Regions from separate parts of the Homo sapiens genome. Here region 1 is linked to region 2. Evidence: chromatin contacts called from ENCODE Hi-C or POLR2A ChIA-PET data. All regions are on one chromosome and are shown on one strand. The core of a region is the stretch at or near the end of the contact, and the rest is flanking DNA. Distances in the headings are between cores, read along the strand shown. Region 1 has its middle 51 kb from the start of CT70. Region 2 holds the start of CT70 (cancer/testis associated transcript 70).

Region 1 (7,243 bases), core at 3,941-6,440, 53 kb after region 2:
AACGTGGCTGGTTGCACAGGCAGAGAATACTTGAATGACCAGCATCAAAAACCCCGGATTCTGAGTCTTAAATGGTCTTACCTGGGTAGAAACACTGCATATGTGTCCCTGCATTTAACTGCTTCAGTGTGTTATGTGAGATAACCACTGCTCCACCCAGAGGAAAAACTTTGGAAGCCTGTGCTGGACTTGTCCAGACTCTGCCTGACGTGTTTTTCCCTTGTTGATCCTGTGTGTTCTTTTGTTGTAATAAACAAGAGCCATGATTACAACTGTCTCTGAGTCCTGAGTCTTTCTAGAGAATCACTGAATGTGTGGATAGTCAAGGAAATGCCTCAAACTAACAGTTATCTCATATATATACATATGTTATTTCTATGAATTCTATTTTGTTCTCTGGTAGCACCTCTTCTTAAAAAGCATAGCACTCTGCTCTTGTTTAAGGTATACAATATCTTCTCTTACCTTGTGGAGAATTTTAATTCTACACTTTGTAGGTATTGCTCCATATGTTGCCTTTCGCTCCATCTACTTGGTTTTGGTCTCTCTCTTTAACGTTGGAGACTTTCCTTATATATTTGGTGATGCCTGCTTGTCCATTCGTGGTTAATGATGAAGCACCAAAAAGCTGATGGAAGCTATGTTTGCATGGATAGCTTGTTGAATGAGCAAACTGCCTTTCTTCATAGGGAGTGTCAGTATATAGAAGCTTTTCACCTGGGAATAGTTTCTCCAGAAAATAATTCTTTAATTTTCTACTTGTGAGGCACTTGCAGGGCTGCTGGGTTTTTATGACTAGAGTAGGCAGTGGTTTTAAAAAAATCTGGAGATATGTATACGGGACTCTCTTAGTTCATTTAGTGGTACTATATGGTGCTGTAACAGTATACCTGAGGCTGGGTAATATATAAAGAAAGAGTTTTTTGTTTTTTGTTTTTCTCACAATTCTAGTGGCTGGAAAGTCCAAGGGCACAGTGCTAGCATCTGCTTGGCTTCTGGTGAGGGCTTCATGTTACATCATAACATGGTGGAGATGTGAAGGGGAAGCAAGCATGCCAAAAGGACCAAACATAAGGAGGAACCTTGTTTTATAACAGCCCGCTTTCCAGGGACCTAATCTAGTCTCAGGAGTGAGTACTCACTCCCAAGAGACAAGATGGCTTTAATCTATTCATGAAGAATCCAACCCCATGACCCAAGCACCTCCCCCTAGCCCCACCTCCCAACACTGCCACACTGGCAATTGAACTCTCTTGAGTTTGGTGGGGACAAAACACATCCTCTAGGGCAGCCATTCCTCCCTAATCGGGCACAGCCCCTTCCCTCCTCCTTGTGGCCCAGGGATCATCTGCTTTCTACTCTGTCTACAGATTCTATACCCCTTCTTTTGTGCTGCTCCCACTCTCACCTCTGTCAGACAGGTTATGGAACAGGATGCAGTCTCCTTTGCTTCTGATTTTCTGCTCCCCCCAGATAAGTCCCTTTTCCCCTAACTATTACTTCTAATGAAGTCAGGGAAATGGAAGGATGGCAAAAAATCACAAAGATGAGACCAGAACAGAGGTTTCTAAACTCTTACAACATTCTCAAAATTACTGTCCCTAATTTTTGTTCCCTAATTCTACTGTTGCACCCCACCCCCACTTTGCTGCTTCCTCCACCCCACACGTGTTGTACTCTAAAAAATAAGAAGAAAAGGCCAGGTGCAGTGACTCACGCCTGTAATCCCAGCACTTTGGGAGGCCGAGGCAGGCGGACCACCTGAGGTCAGGAGTTTGAAACCAGCCTGGCCAACATGGTGAAACCTCGTCTCTACTAAAAATACAAAAATTAGCCTGTCCTGGTGGCGGGTGCCTTTAGTCCCAGTTACTTGGGAGGCTGAGGCAGGAGAATCGCTTGAACCCAGGAGGTGAAAGTTGCAGTGAGCCAAGATCGTGCCACTGAACTCCAGCCTGGGTGACAGAGCGAGACTCCGTCTCCAAAAAAAAAAGAAAAGAAGAAGAAGAAAAATAACCTTTTTAACATAGGGTTGTAGTAGAAAATTCCAGATAACATTCCTCATTCCCTACCACATACCCACACTCAAATTGAAATTCAAATTAAAGTCCTCTATAACTTGTTCACCCACCATTGTTAACATTTTGGTGTTATTTCTTTCCAGGCTTTCTTCTACTCAAAATGTTAGATTATGCCCATATATAAATCATATATTTTGCAAAACTGGGATTTTACTGTTCATATATATATATATATACATATATATATATACACATATATATATACATATATATATACATATATATATACATATATATACACATATATATACGTATATATATACATATATATATACATATATATATATATATATATATATATATACATATACATAATTTTTTTTTTTTTTTTTGAGATAGAGTTTCACTCTTGTTGCCCAGGCTGGAGTGCAATGGTGTGGTCTCGGCTCACTGCAAACTCTCCTTCCCAGGTTCAAGCGATTCTCCTGCCTCAGCCTCCCGAGTAGCTGGGATTACAGGCACACACCAACACACCCAGCTAAATTTTGTATTTTTGTACAGAAGAGGTTTCACCATGTTGGTCAGGCTGGTCTCAAACTCCTGACCTCAGGTGATCCGCCCACCTCAGCCTCCCAAAGTGCTAGGATTATAGGCTTGAGATACCGCACCCAGCTGTTCATATATTTTTGTAACTGCTGTTTTTCTTTAATAAATAATGGGCACCCGCCTGGATAAATAAATACAACTCACAAGCCCATATTAATTATCTGAATTATATTGACTTAAAATAATTTATCTAAGACCAGATGGATGGACATTCAGGTTGTTTTCAATTGTATGCTGTTATAACTATTGCATGGGTTAGCATACTTGCATAAATATCTTTGCACATTTGTCCAACGTTAAACCTAGGCATAGAAGTTGAAGGAGCTCTAAATCAAGGTATACTAATTTCTACCTCATCAACATTGGCCCTTCTGCCACATCATTGCTAACATTGCATATTAGCATGCTTTTAAGTTTTTGATAGGCAAAAGATGCAACAATTACATCTTGTTTGTATTTGCATTTCTTTGCTACTAAGTAAGTTTCCACATATTTGTTGGTCACTTGTTTTTATTTTATCACTTTCTTGTTCTTGCCCATTTTTAAAAGTTAGGATGGTGAGCTTGTTTTATTCTTTAACAGTTCTTTGCATACTCAATATATTCACTTTTAGTCTGATACATAGATTGAGAATTTTCTTCAGTTTGTCATTTGCATTTTTATATGCTTATGGTACTTTTGGATATTTAGAAGAAATAGAATTTTCATGGTAAATCTGTTTGTGTTCCTCTTTCTGGTTTCTGTCTATGGTGACATTTTCTAAAAAGACCTTCACTCCCTCTTCACTCCCTATCAAGATATTTGTTAGTATTTCCTTCTAGTACTTTTATCTTTTTATTTGTTTATATTTAATTCCTTAATCCATTTCAATTTATTCTGATATATGATGTTGCATGTTAGTGATCTCCAGAAAAACAGAACCAATAAGATATGTATACGGAGAGAGAGAGAGAGGAGAGAGGGAGAGAGAGATTTTAGGAATTGAGCCAGTTGTGTGACTGGCAAATTCAAAGTCTGCAGAGCAGGTGGCAGGCTGGAGACCCAGGGAAGAATCAATGTTGTAGCTTGGGTCAGAAGGAGTCTGGGGTGAACGGCTCATGCCTGTAATCCCAGCACTTTGGGAGGCTGAGGCAGGCAGATCATTTGAGTCCAGGAGTTTAGGACCAGCCTGGGGAACATGGTGAAGCCCAGTCTCTACAAAAAATACAAAAATTAGCCAGGCATGGTGGTGGTGTGCCTATAGACCCAGCTACTCGAGAGGCTGAGGCCAGAGGATGACTTGAGCCCAGGTGGCAAAAGTTGCCATGGGACTGTGCCACTGCACTCCAGCCTGGGCAACAGACACCCTGTCTCAAAAAAAAAAAAAAAAAAAGAAGAGGAAGAAAAAAGGAGGAGGAGGAGGAGGAGGGGGAGGGGGAGAAGGAGGGGGAGGAGGAGGAGGAGGAAGTTCAGAGGCAGTATTCTCTTTTTCTCAGGAGACCTCAATTTTTCATAATCTTAACGCCTTCAACTGATTGGACAAGGCCCACCCAGTTTATGGAGGGTAATCTGCTTTACTCGAAGTCTACTGATATAAATGTTAATTTCATCTTAGAAATATCTTCACAGAGATCTCTTGACTGGTATTTGACCAAAGAGCTAGATATAGTGGCCTAGCCAAGTTGACACACAAAATTGCCATCACAGAGTGAGTCAGGGATCTAACTTTATCTTTTCCCTATTCTCTTTCTGATAAGAGGTCCCACAAAGCCCTGATTCCCTCATATTCTCTTCTGTTAGACTGTAGGGGCTAAAAAAGGTATTCAACAAACTTCCTTCTCTTCTCTTAGTTTGGCCTTCCATTCTCTAGATCCTACAGATGCCTTTTCAAACCTCAAATGACAAATAGACGAAAATAATGGGTGTGATCTAGTCTATTTGTCTCCAAAATTTGGGAGCTTGACCCATAGCAGACAAAAGGCATGCCCCATCTTGATCTGTGGGGGGATTTTTGCTCATGGCAGCGTCCCCTTAGACACCCTGAAGAGATAGCCAGAAAAGTGTGAAATTTCTACTTATCTTCACACTCTAGTAAGCCCTCTAACCCTTGTTTCTCGACTACAAGGCAGGATCCAAGAGTTCTAGAGCTTTCTAGCCAGGGCATTGTGAGGACATGGAGCCCGCAAGGAAAATTTCTGCCCAAGCATATGACATTATGATTAATAAGCATCAGCCATTAAGTATTTTGAGAGCTTCAGATGAAAGTTTCACAAACAGACCAGAGTGTCATATAATAAGGATTATAAGCTTCTAAGTATTTCATACTTGCCTTGATCAAAACAGAAAACTCTTCATGTATACATTATTAATAAATTTGGATGCCCCTTTAAAGGTGATTAATTAGGTCTGAGTCTCCTTCAGACTCTATGATCACACTGAAGATCTACACACTGGTCTGTCTGCTCCAGAGCTCCAGGCTTTTATCTCTCTAGTTTGGCAGGAATCTCCATGGGAGGCCAGTCCTAGCCTTGAGTGTGAAGGGTCACCAGTGGGGCATCATCCCCTGCGTTCTGGAGTGTGCTGAATGCCAACTCCCATTACATGGGGACCAAAATGAGCTCAGGAGCATTGGTATCAAGCCAGACTGCCAGTCTTCCACTCAGGCATCTCGGCCAACCTGCAACAAACACTGCCTGGTCTAGCTATTTAGAACTGAATAATTGGCACAGACATAGATGCCTGCTGACTTGCATTTGGTGCTCCCATTTGAATTTGAATTCTTTCATTAAGCCACAGAGCATCCTTTTTAAAGGTCCAGATCCTCCCAGGATAATTAGACTCTTCCTACAGCAACAGGAAGGCTGAATTATTCTTTCTGTCTCCCTGATCTGGCTGCATTTAAACAAGTTGGTAGGTACTTTCTGAAACAATTAGAAGAAAAGGGATAAGATGAGTGAGGCTCAATTCCCTTTTCAAAAAGTGCAGACAATGGCGGGTGCGGTGGCTCATGCCTATAATCCCAGCACTTTGGGAGGCTGAGGTGGGCAGATCACTTGAGGTCAGGAGTTCGTGACCAGCCTGGCCAACATGGTGAAAACCCGTCTCTCCCAAGAATACAAAAATTAGCCAAGCATGGTTGTGCAAGCCTGTAATCCCAGCTACTCAGGAGACTGAGGCAGGAGAATTGCTTGAACCCGGAAGGCGGAGGTTGCAGTGAGCCGAGATCATGCCACTGCACTCCAGCCTGGGTGACAGAGCGAGAGTCTATCTCAAAAAAACAAACAAACAAACAAAAAAACAACAGTGCAGACAAGAGATCTAAAAATGCTTCTTGCTATCTAGTAAGCTTGGATGTGCCTTCTTGGAGGCTACAGAAGGGTAGCCTTGAAAAATTGGATTTTTGCTGGGTACTTCCCAGTGAATCAAGGCACTGGCATCCCTGGGGGGCTCTGCAAGGTTATGGTCCTGAGGTTTGTGTATGAGAGTCCTGTTGCTGTTCCAGTGCATTTATAAGCCCTTATTGAGATGGCAGGTGACTAGAGGGAAAAGGACTCCTGTTGAGTATTTTTTTTTTTTTTTAAGAAATCCTTTAGGAAGCTGGATTAGGCTACGTGGAAATGTAATTGTGATTCTCAGCAGGCTGAGACTCATTAACAAAGAGCCAGAATAATGGGTTTTTATACAAGGTATTCATTCATTCATTTTTATTCATTTATTCTTTAACTGAATGTCTCCGCTAAGTGCCAAGCACTGGGTGGGATCCAGTCCCTGTCCTCAATGAGCTGAAAGTGTTTATATGGGAAGGGAAGTGTGGGTGGAGAACAGAATGCAGGAGAGACAGACAAGTAAACAGGTTATTAATACACTGTGATAATTACTAAAACAGTGGTAGGTACAAGCATCAAAATTCGGATGGGGAATAATGCATTAGAAATGGTGTAGGGAAAAAGTATGAAGGAGAAGAAAGACTTGACAGTGGACATGAAGCTATAGCTGAGCCTTTTTTTTTTCTTTTTTTTTTTTTGATACAGTGTCTTGTTCTGTTGCCCAGGCCAAAGGGCAGTGGTACAATTATGGCTTACTGCAGCCTCAACCTCCTAGCCTCAAGCAACCCTCCCACCTCAGCCTCCTGAGTCACTGGGACTACAGGTACATGTCACCATGCCCTGGCTAGTTTTTTTTGTGGACTTTTTTTTTTTTTTTTTTTGAGATAGGGTTTCACTCTGTGGCCCAGGCTAGGGTACAGCAGTATGATCTCGGCTCACTGCAACCTCCACCTCCCGGACTCAAGCGATCCTCCCACCTCAGCCCTCCCAGTAGCTGAGACAAGTAGGCACCACCATGCCTGGTTAATTTTATTTTTTTGTAGCAACGAGGTCTCATTGTGTTGCCGAAGCTGATCTTGAACTCTTGGCTCAAGTGATCCTCTTGCCTCGTCCTGCCAAAGTGCTAGAATTACAGGTGTGGGCCACCACACACAGTCTTTTGTTGAGTCTTGAATGATGAGTAGGAGCTTGTCAGACAGATCAAGAAGTAGGTAGAAGAGAAAGGAAGGCATTCCAGTCAGAGACAAGAAAAGGCAAAATGAAGGGGGCATAAAACGACATGGTGTATGCACAGTACTGTGAGTTGGTATGACG
Region 2 (6,770 bases), core at 1,536-4,035:
TTCAGCCAGTGGAAACCCCTAAAACAAAGGTCCCCCTTAAGTTCCGGCATCAATCCCAGGGTGGATCCTTGCTTCACCACTTCTTATGAGAATTTAGGCAACTCAGCTCTCTTATTTAATCAAGGGTATTGTTGATTGCACTAAAAGAGACAACAATACTATTTATCTCATAAAACTGTTAGAAGAATTAAATGAATTAATGCATGCATAATGCTAACCCAGTATCTGGAACATTGTAAAGTTCAACAAACATTAGATGTAATAGTAATACTTACAAATGTCCATCTCTTCTCCCACTTCCAAACAAATTTGATCTCTCCACTTCCCCATCTTCCCCCACTCCCAACACATACACACACAAACCCATTACTGAAACGCACTCTCCTAAAGCAGAAAATCTGGCCTTAGGAACCCTGGATTCAGTTTTTCTGTTTGTTTGTTTGTTTGTTTGTTTTGAGACAGAATCTTGCTCTGTCACCCAGGCAGGAATGCGGTGGTGCAATCTCAGCTCACTGCAACCTCCACTTCGTGGGTTCAAGTGATTCTCCTGCCTCAGCCTCCCAAATAGCTGGGACTACAGGCATGTGCCATCACGCCTGGCTAAATTTTTTTGTATTTTTAGTAGAGATGGGGTTTCACCATGTTAGCCAGGCTGGTCTCGAACTCCTGACTTCAGGCAATCTGCCCGCCTCAGCCTCCCAAAGTGCTGGGATTACAGGCATGAGCCACCACGCCTGGCTGGATTCAGTTCTATCACATGCTAGCTGCATGACCTTGAGAAAGATGCTCAACTTCTCTAAGCTGCAGTTTCTTCCTCTGTAAAATGGAAACCATAATTGTGTATTGACTTAACTCACAGCATCATCGTGAGGATTACATAAGGTAGAAATATAAGGAAGCTCCATATTTATTGGTACATTATTTCCATTGTCCTTGTAATGATGTTGGTAGTTTTTTTAAAAACTAATTACAGGTCTTTGTACTAATCTCTATTAAAATGTATACACTTATTTACGATTTATCAGATTAACATTGCTGCTCTATGTTCAGCCTTTGTATTTTTTTCTCATGTGATACATTTATCTGTGAGTTTTTAAAAACTCTATTCATATTAAAATGACAGCATAGGACCCCTATCCCTGCTAGTCACAAATTTTATTTTATTCATTAACAATAAATCCACAACAATTGGCTACATTATATACTGTTCTGGGGGCAATGACAGAGTCAAAGAAATAAAATTTGGGGTGTGTGCCCTCGAGTCTGTTAGTCCTCTGGGGAAATGACCTACATTCTTAACCTTAAATGTTAGTATCTTTTTTTTTTTTTTTTTTTCAGAAGGAGTCTCCCTCTGTTGCCCAGGCTGGGGTGCAGTGGCGTGATCTCAGCTCACTGCAACCTCCGCCTCCTGGATTCAAGCGATTCTTCTGCCTTAGCCTCCTGAGTAGCTGGGATTACAGGCATGTACCGCCACGCCCGGCTAATTTTTGTATTTTTAGTAGAGACGGGGTTTCACCATGTTGGCCAGACTGGTCTCTAACTCCTACCCTCAGGTGATCTGCCCGCCTCGGCCCCCCAAAGTGTTAGGACTACAGGCCTGAGCCACCACGCCCTGCCCAAATGTTAGTATCTTGAAATAGTTATGCGTCATGCCAAAGAAATCTAGAAGACCTGAAACTCTTCAATCACAGAACAAACTTGTAACTTCGATGGCAGTTATCCTTAACAAGATTCCCTGCGGGCCCTCTCTGAAACGGAGGAGATGTGACATTATAGAACTGCAAAATCTTAGGATTCATCACCTAACTTTAATGCTGAAGCGTTTGGAGATCATTCGGACTAACCCTCATGTTTTACAGTTGAAGATAATGATACTGGAGAAGGACTCATCCCAAATCACCCGTCGGTGGCAGAGCCTGGACAAACCTATGTCTCCTCCCTTCACTCGTTTGGGGTTGTTGCTGGACTGCAGGGACTCGAAGTAAGTAGAGAGGGGTACAGGGCACTGGAAGAAGAGGTATTTTGCAGGAGTCTGTTTTTTCCTGCTCCCAAATCGGTGGGATGTCAGCGAAGGATGGGTCTCTGGAGGAGAGGAGCTAACAAGGTCTTCTGAAAACCATCACTGAGGGTGCTGTGGTTGGGAACTCGAAACCTTGCCAGTTAAAAACGTTTCTGCGAATGTGGTTTCTGAGGGCGAGGAAGCCCTCCCCCGCCCCAGCGCCGGCCCCGCCCGCCGGGTGCCCGACAGTAACCCCGAGGCGTGCGGCAGCCCCAGCTGTCTTCAACGTAGCCATCTGGAAGACAAAAACCAGAAAATGTGCGCCTTCTCATTTGAAACCTGGTCTTTAAGTCCGGCCCCTCCCCAGCAAGAATGGGAACATTTAGTTTGCACCCACGTGGCTCTTCCGCGGGCTCATGCTCCACTCGGAAGCCCGGAGCTCTGTCCGGAATAGGCCAGACAGAGCTCCCTTCCCATCTGCCTTTTGCAGGAAGAAGGGATGTGGGGCAATCGGCACAGCTGAATAGGGGCCAGCTGTGGGAAAAGGGAGAGCGTGACAACAGATGGGGGGAGGAAGGAACGAGGAGTAATGGGGCGTCAGGGCCAGGGTGGCAGCTCAGAGGGCCCAATGTCGCCCCGCCAGACCCAGAATTAGGGCACGTCTGCAAAGCTCACACCCTCCATTTGAGAGCCGAACCGAAACCATCACAAGATGAAACCTCCGGACTCCCAGCCGCGGCGGGCGGCGGGCAGCGGGCGGCGCGCAAGCGCGCGGGGCCCCGAGTCTGACCTCGAGTTACCCCGCGCGGCGAGTCGCAGCGAAGTAGGTGAAAGGTAACTAGCAGACGCTGCTCTGGGCGAAGGCTGCGGCGCGCGTGCGCGGGGCTGGGCCTTGGGTTCCGTTCTCCCCCAAGTTTCTCCAAGTCTGCACTTCGCCAAACTATGGGTGTGTCCTGGGCCAGTGCATGAAGCGATGGAGTGGGGACATCGAGCCGATTTGGAAAATTCCTGCCACCCACTCTCTGTGGAGAAACGAGGTCTAGACGCGGTGCAGGGGAGAGAACCACTTACTGAACGCCATGTGTGTGCGCGGCGGGCGTGGTGCTGGGCGCCCTTCTTTTGATTCTCACAACCCTTTGAAAGACCTCAAAATGACCCCTCATGGAAGAGGAAACTGAGGCCCTGTGAGTTCATTTAATTGGCCCACGGTCATCCAATCAGTTAAGGGCAATTTCCATGAAGGGTCCGTGCTTCAAAGTGGGTTTTTGGCCCTAAAACACACAAACGACACCTGTAGCACATTTGGCAAGGCACTCTCATAGGCATTACTCATTCCATCCTTATCAGAAACCTATGAGGTAGTAGGTGCTGTGACTATTTTCTTTTTGCAGATGGGGAAACTGAGACTCAAGGAAGTTGTTCTGGAATCCCACAGAGAATATCAGAGCTGAAATTTTCTGTCCTATTTTAGAGAGATAAAAAGCTGAAAGCTCAAAGTCACGTTCTCCCATCGCCAATCTGAAGACCTATGAGAGCTTCATGCTCTATGGGGTGAGTGGCCCAGGCCATGCTAAAGACAAAGAAGTTCTCATTATTGGAGGTCTCCTTTGAGGGTTTCCATTACAAAATTACAAAGTGATCAACCCTTCTAGAAGACAGTTGGGTTGTTCACTTATTAAGGGCAGGGACAGAGTGCACTGCTCACAGTTGCTGAATTTGGTGTTCGTTCGGTGAGCTTATAGCTGAATGAACTCATTTTCAATCCCAGATTATTCAAGGGGGAAGCTGCCTTTGTGTCAGGCAATGGGTGAAGTAGCTTGTTTGTGACTTTTCCCAGAGGAGGGTTCTTGCATTCACGCAGCAAACATACTTATCATGCACTCTGCGGTGTTTATATAGCTGGGAAACAGATGGGAACTTCAAAGGACAGGAATGCTTTGCTTCTCTTGAAAATTCTGCTCTGAGTATTTGTCTTAGTCTTCTCGTGCTGGGTACTTAAACAACAGACATTTATTTCTCATAATTCTGGATGCTGGAAGAACAAAATCAAGGTGCAGGCTGATTTGATTCCTGTTGAGGCCCCACTTTCTGGCTTGCAAACAGCCATCTTATCACTGTACGCTCTTAGAGACTTCTCTCTAGAGTCTCTTCTTATAAGGCATGAATCCCATCGTGGGGTCTCCACCCTTATGACCTCATCTAAACCAAATTACCTCCCAAAGGACCCACCTCCTAATCATCATACTGGAGGTTAGGCATTCAACCTATGAACTGGGTGGAAGGGAGCACAAAAATTCACTCATAACAATCCTAGATGTCTGGATGTTTGCCCATCTCCATGCATGGTAGAAGCCATGTAATCCCCCTACCCTGTCAGGGTTTCCTGTGACACAAGAAGTAGATCACCCAGGGAGGGGCACCGGAACGCAGTCATAACTCCTCCCACCCCACCAACCCCTTGGTGCCTCAGCTGCTCTTCAGAATCACAAAGGCCAGAAAACAGAAGCAGCTCTCCTCCTCTCCTAGGAGGCTTTGGAAACAGAGGGAGATGCAAATGGAAATTCCCCAAAAGGGAAATGCAAGGGAAGCAGAAAAAGCTGCAGCAAAGTGGGTCTGCCCCCGCTACCCTCATTTCTTTCCAAGAATCCCCTCCCTTGAGTGTGCCGTCAGAGAATTGGAATGTCACTGCCCTGTCCCCCAAGACTGTGTTGCTGCTCAGGCTGATAAAGACAAAGGCTGCAATTGGGCTCGCTTTGCCCGAATGTAACCCTGCCTTGAAGCCTTCCTGAGGTGACCAGGGGAGATCATGTGCTGCCTGATGCTGTCAAGATGCCTGTGTGAGCTGCCTGCCTGCTGGTGTTGGCAGGAAGAAGGCTGCTTGGTAACTTACATCAGCACCGCGTGGAGGGTTGAGAGCTTTGGCCATGCCGGGCCCTGTGCTGACACTTGTAGTTGAATTCCCTCCCATATGATCCTCCACAGCCCTATGCAGTAAGTGTGTGACCCCCGTTTTGGAGAGTATGAAACTGAGGCTCTGAGGAGGTAAGTGATTTCCCCACATCACCCAACCAGTAAAACGCATGGCTGAGACTCAGCTCCTTTCCTGCTCTAGGCATTTAAACCCAACACCCCAATAGGACAGGTTCTTGCAGCTGGCTGGGAAAATTGTCCCTAGGTTTCTTCCTTTCTTCCCTAATTATCCCAGAGAAATTTCAATAAAAATGTAGAACAAGGAAAATTCCAGGCCTTACACACAGTTAAATAATGAGTGACTTTATAGAGGAATGAATGAATGAAGGCAGAGAATGACGGTCGATAAAGTGCCTGGAATTGTGCCTGACACATAGTAAACACTCAATCACTATTTCCCAAATGGTTGAATAAAGGAATAAGAATATCAAAGTATATGGAAGGGAAGAATTTCAGTGTGAGATGCAAATATTTTAGGATAGCAATTTCCCTACCTTAAGCTCACAGATAAAGTTTATGGTCCTGTTGAAATTTGAAGTTCTTTTTTTTTTTTTTTTTGAGATGGAGTCTCGCTCTGTCGCCCAGGCTGGAGGGCAGTGGCACGATCTTGGCTCACTGCAACCTCCGCCTCCCAGGTTTAAGCAATTCTCCTGCCTTAGTCTCCTGAGTAGTTGGGATTACAAGTGTGCGCCACTACACCCAGATAATTTTTGTATTTTTTTAGTAGAGATGGGGTTTCACCACGTTGGTCAAGCTGGTCTTGAACTCCAGACCTCGTGTTCCTCCCACCTCGGCCTCCCAAAGTGCTGGGATTACAGGTGTGAGCCACGGTGCCCAGCCTGAAGTTCTTATTTTTAAATTATTGGTGAGAGATTTACTGACCCTAGTAGGTTATCAGTAAAAATACAGAAAGTGGATGCAGCAAAGCCCTGGTCCATCTGGTCCATGTCCCCTCCCTGTTGAGTTGCTTCTCTGGGTGTCTCGTATGTGATTTGTGCTGCTGGCTTTTATCATTAGGAAAGGCTTTCATTCCATTCAAAAAGAGCTACTGCTCTTTATGAAGCACTAAGTAGGTTAGTGCATAAGATATGGTCTTTGCTTCCTAGGTGAGGAAAACGTAAGTTCCGACGTTTGAGTCCCTGCCCTTGTTAAGGTGTATATTTCAACACATCACTTAATCTTAGCAATCCTCATTTTCCCCATATATAAAATGAGTGTGCCAGGCACAGTGGCTCATGCCTGTAATCCCAGCACTTTGGGAGGCCGAGGCGGGTGGATCACCTGAGGTCAGGAGTTTGAGAACAGCCTGGCCAACATGGTGAAACCCCATCTTTACTAAAATATAAAAATTAGGGCTGGGCACGGTGGCTCAGGCCTGTAATCCCAGCACTTTGGGAGGCCAAGGCAGGTGGATCACAAGGTTGGGAGTTCGAGACCAGCTTGGCCAATATGGTGAAACCCCATCTCTACTAAAAATACAAAAAATTAGCCAGGTGTGGTGGCACGTGCCTGTAGTCCCAGCTACTCAAGAGGCTGAGACAGGAGAATCACTTGAACCCGGGAGGTGGAGGTTGCAGTGAGCTGAGATCACACCAGCCTAGGAGACAGACTGAGACTCCGTCTCAAAAAAATAAACGACATATATATATGTGTGTGTATATATATGTGTGTATATATATGCATATATATGTTTGTATATATGTATATATGTGTGTATATATGTCTGTATATATGTATATATGTGTGTGTGTGTGTGTGTGTGTGTGTATATATATATATATATATATATATATATATATAT

What was found. Hi-C counts contacts between places; a loop is a spot of excess contacts on that map. ChIA-PET counts read pairs that join two places held with the same protein, here RNA polymerase II (POLR2A). Pooled maps may share reads with other maps.
Region 1: a loop to region 2 is called in a map of heart right ventricle, with 1.8 times the contacts of the local background. The contact joins the enhancer-like site here to the promoter of CT70 in region 2. A Hi-C loop is called at or near these places in 17 of 168 maps with a recorded cell type or tissue (CD14-positive monocyte, CD4-positive, alpha-beta T cell, Caco-2 and 11 more), 2 of 37 single-sample maps with no recorded cell type and 20 of 50 pooled maps. POLR2A ChIA-PET finds 5 or more read pairs at or near these places in 11 of 52 experiments (A549, B cell, BJ and 8 more).

What each region holds. Positions count from the first base shown.
Region 1 is chr9:105,039,421-105,046,663 of GRCh38, forward strand. No RefSeq gene overlaps it. Among named protein-coding and RNA genes, the nearest start is that of CT70, 51 kb to the left of the region's middle. Within about 2 kb of position 5,191, at least 3 of the 41 ENCODE cell types and tissues checked have a DNase peak (open chromatin) inside an H3K27ac peak, as active enhancers do; they include adrenal gland and heart right ventricle, where a contact is called at or near this core.
Region 2 is chr9:104,989,010-104,995,779 of GRCh38, forward strand. CT70 (cancer/testis associated transcript 70) reads right to left here and starts at 2,786. Exons shown (of 4, transcript NR_184160.1): 1 at 2,677-2,786; 2 at 1,808-2,294. RefSeq lists enhancers at 1,936-3,135, 4,651-5,479 and a silencer at 2,070-2,339.